Linked DNA regions of Homo sapiens: region 1 is linked to region 2. The links are chromatin contacts, found by Hi-C or POLR2A ChIA-PET in ENCODE. All regions are on one chromosome and are shown on one strand. Each heading gives the region's core, a stretch centred on a gene start or an enhancer-like site at or near the end of the contact. The rest is flanking DNA. Distances are from core to core; before and after follow the strand shown.

Region 1 (2,844 bases), core at 300-2,799, 140 kb before region 2:
TTTAAAACGGGAGCTCTATTACAATACATTATGATATTCATCTTAATTGAGTATATGTCAAGAGACTGGAACAGTGAGAGAACACTGTCTTGTTTGGGGAGAAAAAATATTTTCCTCTGGAAACGGCCTGGAAGCTGCCGCGGGGACTGTGTGAGATCCATGATACTGAGGCTCTACTTGGAAACGTCATAAAGCCGTTTCTCCAGACGCAAATTCCAAATTAAACTTGCCTACGACTAAGGTCTAAGATACAGAGTGGGATACTACAAAAGAGCATTTTATTCAATAATGTGTCCCGGTTACTTCACCCTCTGGGAGGACCAGTGAGCTCCTCTCCCTTCGCACATATGCAGGAAGACAAAGTCATCGGACTGTTGTTGAAAGGAAGCGGCAAAAGACCCGAGAGCACTGAACGGGCAGAAGAAAGTGTGTTCTCTGGCAAAGCAGATGTATTTTAGAAGACTCCTTGGAGAACACATGGTTAACTCTATCATCAAAACCACAAGAATTTATGTTTCTAAAGGTAATTCTGAATGATTCTTGGTTGAGTCATCAGGAAAAAATACGAAGCAAATGTCACAGCAAATGTCTGAAATGAGACAGGCACTGCAAACCACTTAGCCTGGCCAGACAGAGCCACGCTGAGCCTCCACCCAACCTGCGCGCCAGGAAACCCATGCATCTTCCGTCTCCTGCGGGCAATGCAGGAGCGAAACTTTCCACGCTGACAAATACACGTTAATGCTCTATCATTAACATTTATAGTCCTGGAAATCCTTCAACTTAATTGAAAGAAAGGAAGTAAGTTTTTTGACCTCTATTCAATCCAAAATAATGTTTATCATTTTCATTAATAGACAATACTAGTGCATGCAGCACAGTGCAATAGACATCAATCTGTTTTATAGCAAGTCCCACAGCAAATGAAGTCCCACTGGGTTATAATTTTCAGTAGTATACAAATAGACGCGTAATAAATCTAAAATGATATTATGCCACTCAATCAAAGAAGTAGAAAACAGCCAAGGGAAAAAATATATTTTGGATTCTTACAGTGTATTGATGTATATGGTGAGTAAGATAATCATTTATGTGGAAAGTAATGTCATTGCTCATTTTGGAATTATTGAAATCAGTTTCCAAAAATGAAAAAGACAGGCAAAAATGAAAAAAAATTAGAGAACAATGTCTTCCAACAAGTTCATCATCAAATAAGATTCATAAATACGCTTGCCACCAAGTACACATGTACACATTTTGTCCAAATGAAGCAAAGCTGTATGTTGTTTACCCAGCACACCGCATTCTGTAGCAGCTGTGCCAGCATAATGAGGGCAGCGTGCTTAGAAACCGTTTCTCTTATTTACATAGTAAAGGGAGGGAGGGAGGGAATCCACCTTCCCGAGCATCGCCCTTCTCCAGGTCACCTGCAGACCGGCAGACACGCACAGCCGTCATCTGCAGCCCAATCCTAGTTCCCTTTTCTGGAGCAGGAAGTGCCAAGCTATAGCTCCTGGGCCAAATCTGGCCAACTGCCTGTTTCCTTAAAGAAAGCTTGACTGAGGCTGGGTGCGGTGGCTCGTGCCTGTAATCTCAGCACTTTGGAAGGCTGAGGCGGGCGGATCACCTGAGGTCAGGAGTTTGATGCCAGCCTGGCCAACATGGTAAAATCTCATCTCTACTAAAAATACAAAAATTAGCCAGGCGTGGTGGTGGGCACCTGTAATCCCAGCTACTCGGGAGGCTGAGGCAGGAGAATCGCTTGAACCGAGGAGGTGGAGGTTGCAGTGAGCCGAGATCACGCCACTGCACTCCAGCCTGGGCAACAGTGAGACTCGGTCTCAAAAAAAAAAAAAAGAAAAAAGAAAAAAGAAAGCTCGACTGGAACACAGCCATGCTCATTTGTTTATATATTGCCTGTGGCTCTTTCGTGCTGCAACAGCAGACTTGGGACTGTGTGGCCCGAAAAGCCTAACCCAAGTGCGTCTGCCCCTTCACAGAACCAGGTCTGCCGACTCCCATCAGAGTGCCAGGCTGAACCTTCCCACCCGCATACTCCTGGCGCCTAAATCCCAAAGCCCTACGCTCCGGCTAAATAAAACATGGAACTTCAACATAGTGAAATATAAAATGATACTTACTAAGAGTCTCTAATGATCTAGGGCAGGGAACTCTAGTATAATGCGAAGGGTTAAGGATATGAAATCGTAAATTCTGTCCACTTACATCAGTGCAAAATGTACATGCACAGAAAAAAGACCAACAGGCAATACATCAAAAAGTGAACACTAGTTGTCCTTAGATGGTAAAATCTTGGATGATTTTTTTCTACTTTTAACTTTTTAGTAATTTTCTGAAAAGAATGTATCTTTCATTTTTAATTAGAAAAATTGACTTTTCAAAATGAAAAAATAAAACTAAAACCCTAAAAACATACGTAATTACTGTCTGACAAACTATCTCACTCTTCCATTAAAAAAAAAAACCCTGGTGGTTTTTAACTTAGCTCACACAAAACTACACATTTCACTTGATAATTCTTTAATGAATATAGTCCATTACCACTCACAGGCCATAGACACCTAGCAAAATGTCATGTTCAACCTAATTTCAGCACTTCAATATGGGAGAAAGCAGTTTATTGTAAAAGAGCCGCCACCTGAGACACCGCTCAATTGTTCCAGGCAGTGGTTATCTGATGACCACTGTCTGCCACTGTGGCATATTGATTTCAAAGTCCCTCTTATGGTAACTGTATCAGTTTGTTTTTCACTGCACTTCCTACTAAATGCTTACTTTTAAAAATCTGACTATGTCCTAACTCCTACAAGGATTTCAGGGGCT
Region 2 (2,700 bases), core at 16-2,515:
GTATCTCTGAAGATCTCTGAGTCCCTTACACAAAAGTATTAATAGAAGCCCAAGAATCATCCTTTAGTCCCATGGGATGGCTAGGGGCCTCACCTCACTGTGCCTGTCAGCAAGTGTGGTCTTCCTGACTCACCAAATGCTACCTAGAGAGACCATTTCTGACTTCTTTACAGGCCAGCAATAGGAAGGCATGGCCCTCAGCTGGAATGTGTGAAAGTAGCTACACTATACAAAGACAAGAATGAAGACAAGAAATAAATTAATTTCATTCATCTTGTTTATACAATACACACCTAACCCTACATCCTGCATTATACTTTTAAAGAAAACAAGAAAAGCACCTCGCGAATACACTCACACATGAACTAGAACAACGTGTTAGCTCTAATATCTAGCTACCAATTTAACTCCAAAACTGGGCAAAAGACAGTACTATCACATATCCTTAAGCCAAAAAAAATACGTCTTGCTCCTCTGCAGATTTTAACACTGTGAGCCTAATTTCAAATTTGGTAAGTTTTTTGTTTTGTTTTTTGAAACAGACTCTTGCTCTGTTGACCACGATCACGTGCAGTGGCACGATCTCGGCTCACCGCAACCTCCACCTCCTGGGTTCTAGCGATTCTCCTGCCTCAGCCTCCCAAGTAGCTGGGATTACAGGCGCCTACCAGCATGCCCAGCTAACTTTTTGTATTTTTAGTAGAGATGGGGTTTCGCCATGTTGGCCAGGCTGGTCTTGAACTCCTGACCTCGGGTGATCTGGCAGCATCCGCCTCCCAAAGTGCTGGGATTATAGGTGTGAGCCACCACACCTGGCCTCAAATTTAGTAAGTTTTTAAATTCTTAGCTATACCTAAAATGTCTTTTTGGCATTGTATTTTCATTTCTATGGCAACCTCGTTTCAAAAACTCTTGATTAATGTTTTTTAATAACAGTTACAGAATGTTTAAAATGTAAGGGCTATCAAATTTAATGTGCCAAAAACTGCATAATATTACATAAGTTTTTTGACTTTAAGACATTTTCCTCCAATGCAATGTAATTTAAGATGACATCGTTATATCCCCATAGGTTAATTTTGAATTTGAAAAGAGTATCATTTTGAGAAACTATAAAACTATAAATGCTCACTAACAATGCATGGCCTTGGACATGACGGTAAATTTCAATCCCTCCTGAACAGTTTCCTCATCCTTAAAGTGAGGGGGTGGAGACAGATGACCTCTCAGGTGCTAAGGATTTTTCAGATTCTGAAGTTCTGACTCATGACTGGTCTTCCCAGCCATCCTGGAGGCACCCACTAAAGGCTGGAGCACACGCCTAAGGATCCTGTGCCCCGGCTCAAAGATCTCCACGGCACTTTGGATTCCAGGTGGGAGAGGCTGGGGGCCGTCAAGCAGTGGGGTCCTGATGTTATTATAACAGCCTGGGCAGTGTTCTTGATGCTCCTTTGGTGCCAGCTTGGTTTTGAAATTCCACAGTGTTCAGCTTGGTGAAAGGATAATGTGATCCCTCTGCCCCATCTCACATAACACACCCAGGAGGGTTAACACACCCAGGAGGGTTTGGAGCAGCACCCAACACTCACCACGTTAACATTTCCACTCTCCATGGAATCAATCAAGAGTGTCCAGTCTCACCCCAGCTCAGGCCAAGCGTTGCCACCAAATGAGCTGTGGAAATAATCCAGCGTTCAGAGCTTCTGGGTTTCAGAATTGCACACAGGGCCTGCAGACCAGATCACCTCCACTCGAAGGCCTGTAAGCTCAGAGCATGTCACCTCACAGGTGAAAAACCTATTAACGCCTGTCACCTCCCAAAGAATTCAAAGCAAATCACAAGGGATTTCCTTACTAGAGTCTTCCTTCATAACTGATTGGATAAAATCATATATATTTAAAAAGATACAGGTGATCAGGTGGCACAAACAAGCTTGGGTATAAATTCACAGGCTGACGTGCAGTGACACCTAAGTCACCATGCAGAATGAAGAAATTAAACATGTTCAGCAGCCCAATCACTGCCTTCTGTCCCCCACACTGAGAGTGTGGCTCACACTTATCCTCCCAACATCAACAACTGAGAGTTGTGGAAAATAAACACAAAGCAAGACTGGGGCTGGCCACACAGGTCACAACATTCACTATCCCCTGGTTTGTCTGAAGGCAGAGCCACCCAATTCCCGGGAGCGCTCATTAGGATTCACAGCATCAAGCAGAAACTCGGAGCAAAGCCGAAGCTACACAAATGCATAATTTATAAAGAGAGTCAGAAACTAGAACACATAGCAAAGAGAGTAGATATACCTCGCAGGGAAGGGGAGGCGGGTAACCAAGTTGTCCAAGAGAAGGAAAAGCCAGTTTGCCCCTCACTTCCATCCCCAAGCACTGCTACAAAGTGAGCACCAAACCCGCAGGAAGCACATCCAACTGAATTTCTGCAACCAAAACCTGCAGTCCAAAACAAGATCATCATCACCAGCAGCAACTGTGTTAGCTTGGGAGACTCTCTATTTTTATATTCCTTTGTTCATTTCAATGGGAATTGGGAATGAGGGGAGAGGTGCTTGAATCTATGAGCTCAGCTCGTTACCTTGAGCCAGAGGCCTCATTTAGATTTAAGTACTACTCTTTTTTTAGGCCAAATTCTGTCTATGTATCACTGCTTTTAAAATCTGCCTCCACCCCTGTAGAACATCC

What was found. Hi-C counts contacts between places; a loop is a spot of excess contacts on that map. ChIA-PET counts read pairs that join two places held with the same protein, here RNA polymerase II (POLR2A).
Region 1: a map of PC-9 shows a loop between it and region 2 (2.1-fold over the local background). The contact joins two enhancer-like sites. A Hi-C loop is called at or near these places in 1 of 168 maps with a recorded cell type or tissue (PC-9). POLR2A ChIA-PET finds 5 or more read pairs at or near these places in 3 of 52 experiments (Panc1, T-cell and activated CD8-positive, alpha-beta T cell).

The regions. Positions count from the first base shown.
Region 1 is chr17:80,759,321-80,762,164 of GRCh38, reverse strand. All of the region lies in intron 6 of RPTOR (regulatory associated protein of MTOR complex 1), which reads right to left. Among named protein-coding and RNA genes, the nearest start is that of RPTOR, 220 kb to the right of the region's middle. RefSeq lists enhancers at 587-636, 1-1,131. Within about 2 kb of position 1,549, at least 12 of the 41 ENCODE cell types and tissues checked have a DNase peak (open chromatin) inside an H3K27ac peak, as active enhancers do; they include PC-9, where a contact is called at or near this core.
Region 2 is chr17:80,618,601-80,621,300 of GRCh38, reverse strand. The region is part of intron 1 of RPTOR (regulatory associated protein of MTOR complex 1); the gene reads right to left. Among named protein-coding and RNA genes, the nearest start is that of RPTOR, 75 kb to the right of the region's middle. RefSeq lists a silencer at 1,145-1,345. Within about 2 kb of position 1,265, at least 5 of the 41 ENCODE cell types and tissues checked have a DNase peak (open chromatin) inside an H3K27ac peak, as active enhancers do; they include PC-9, where a contact is called at or near this core.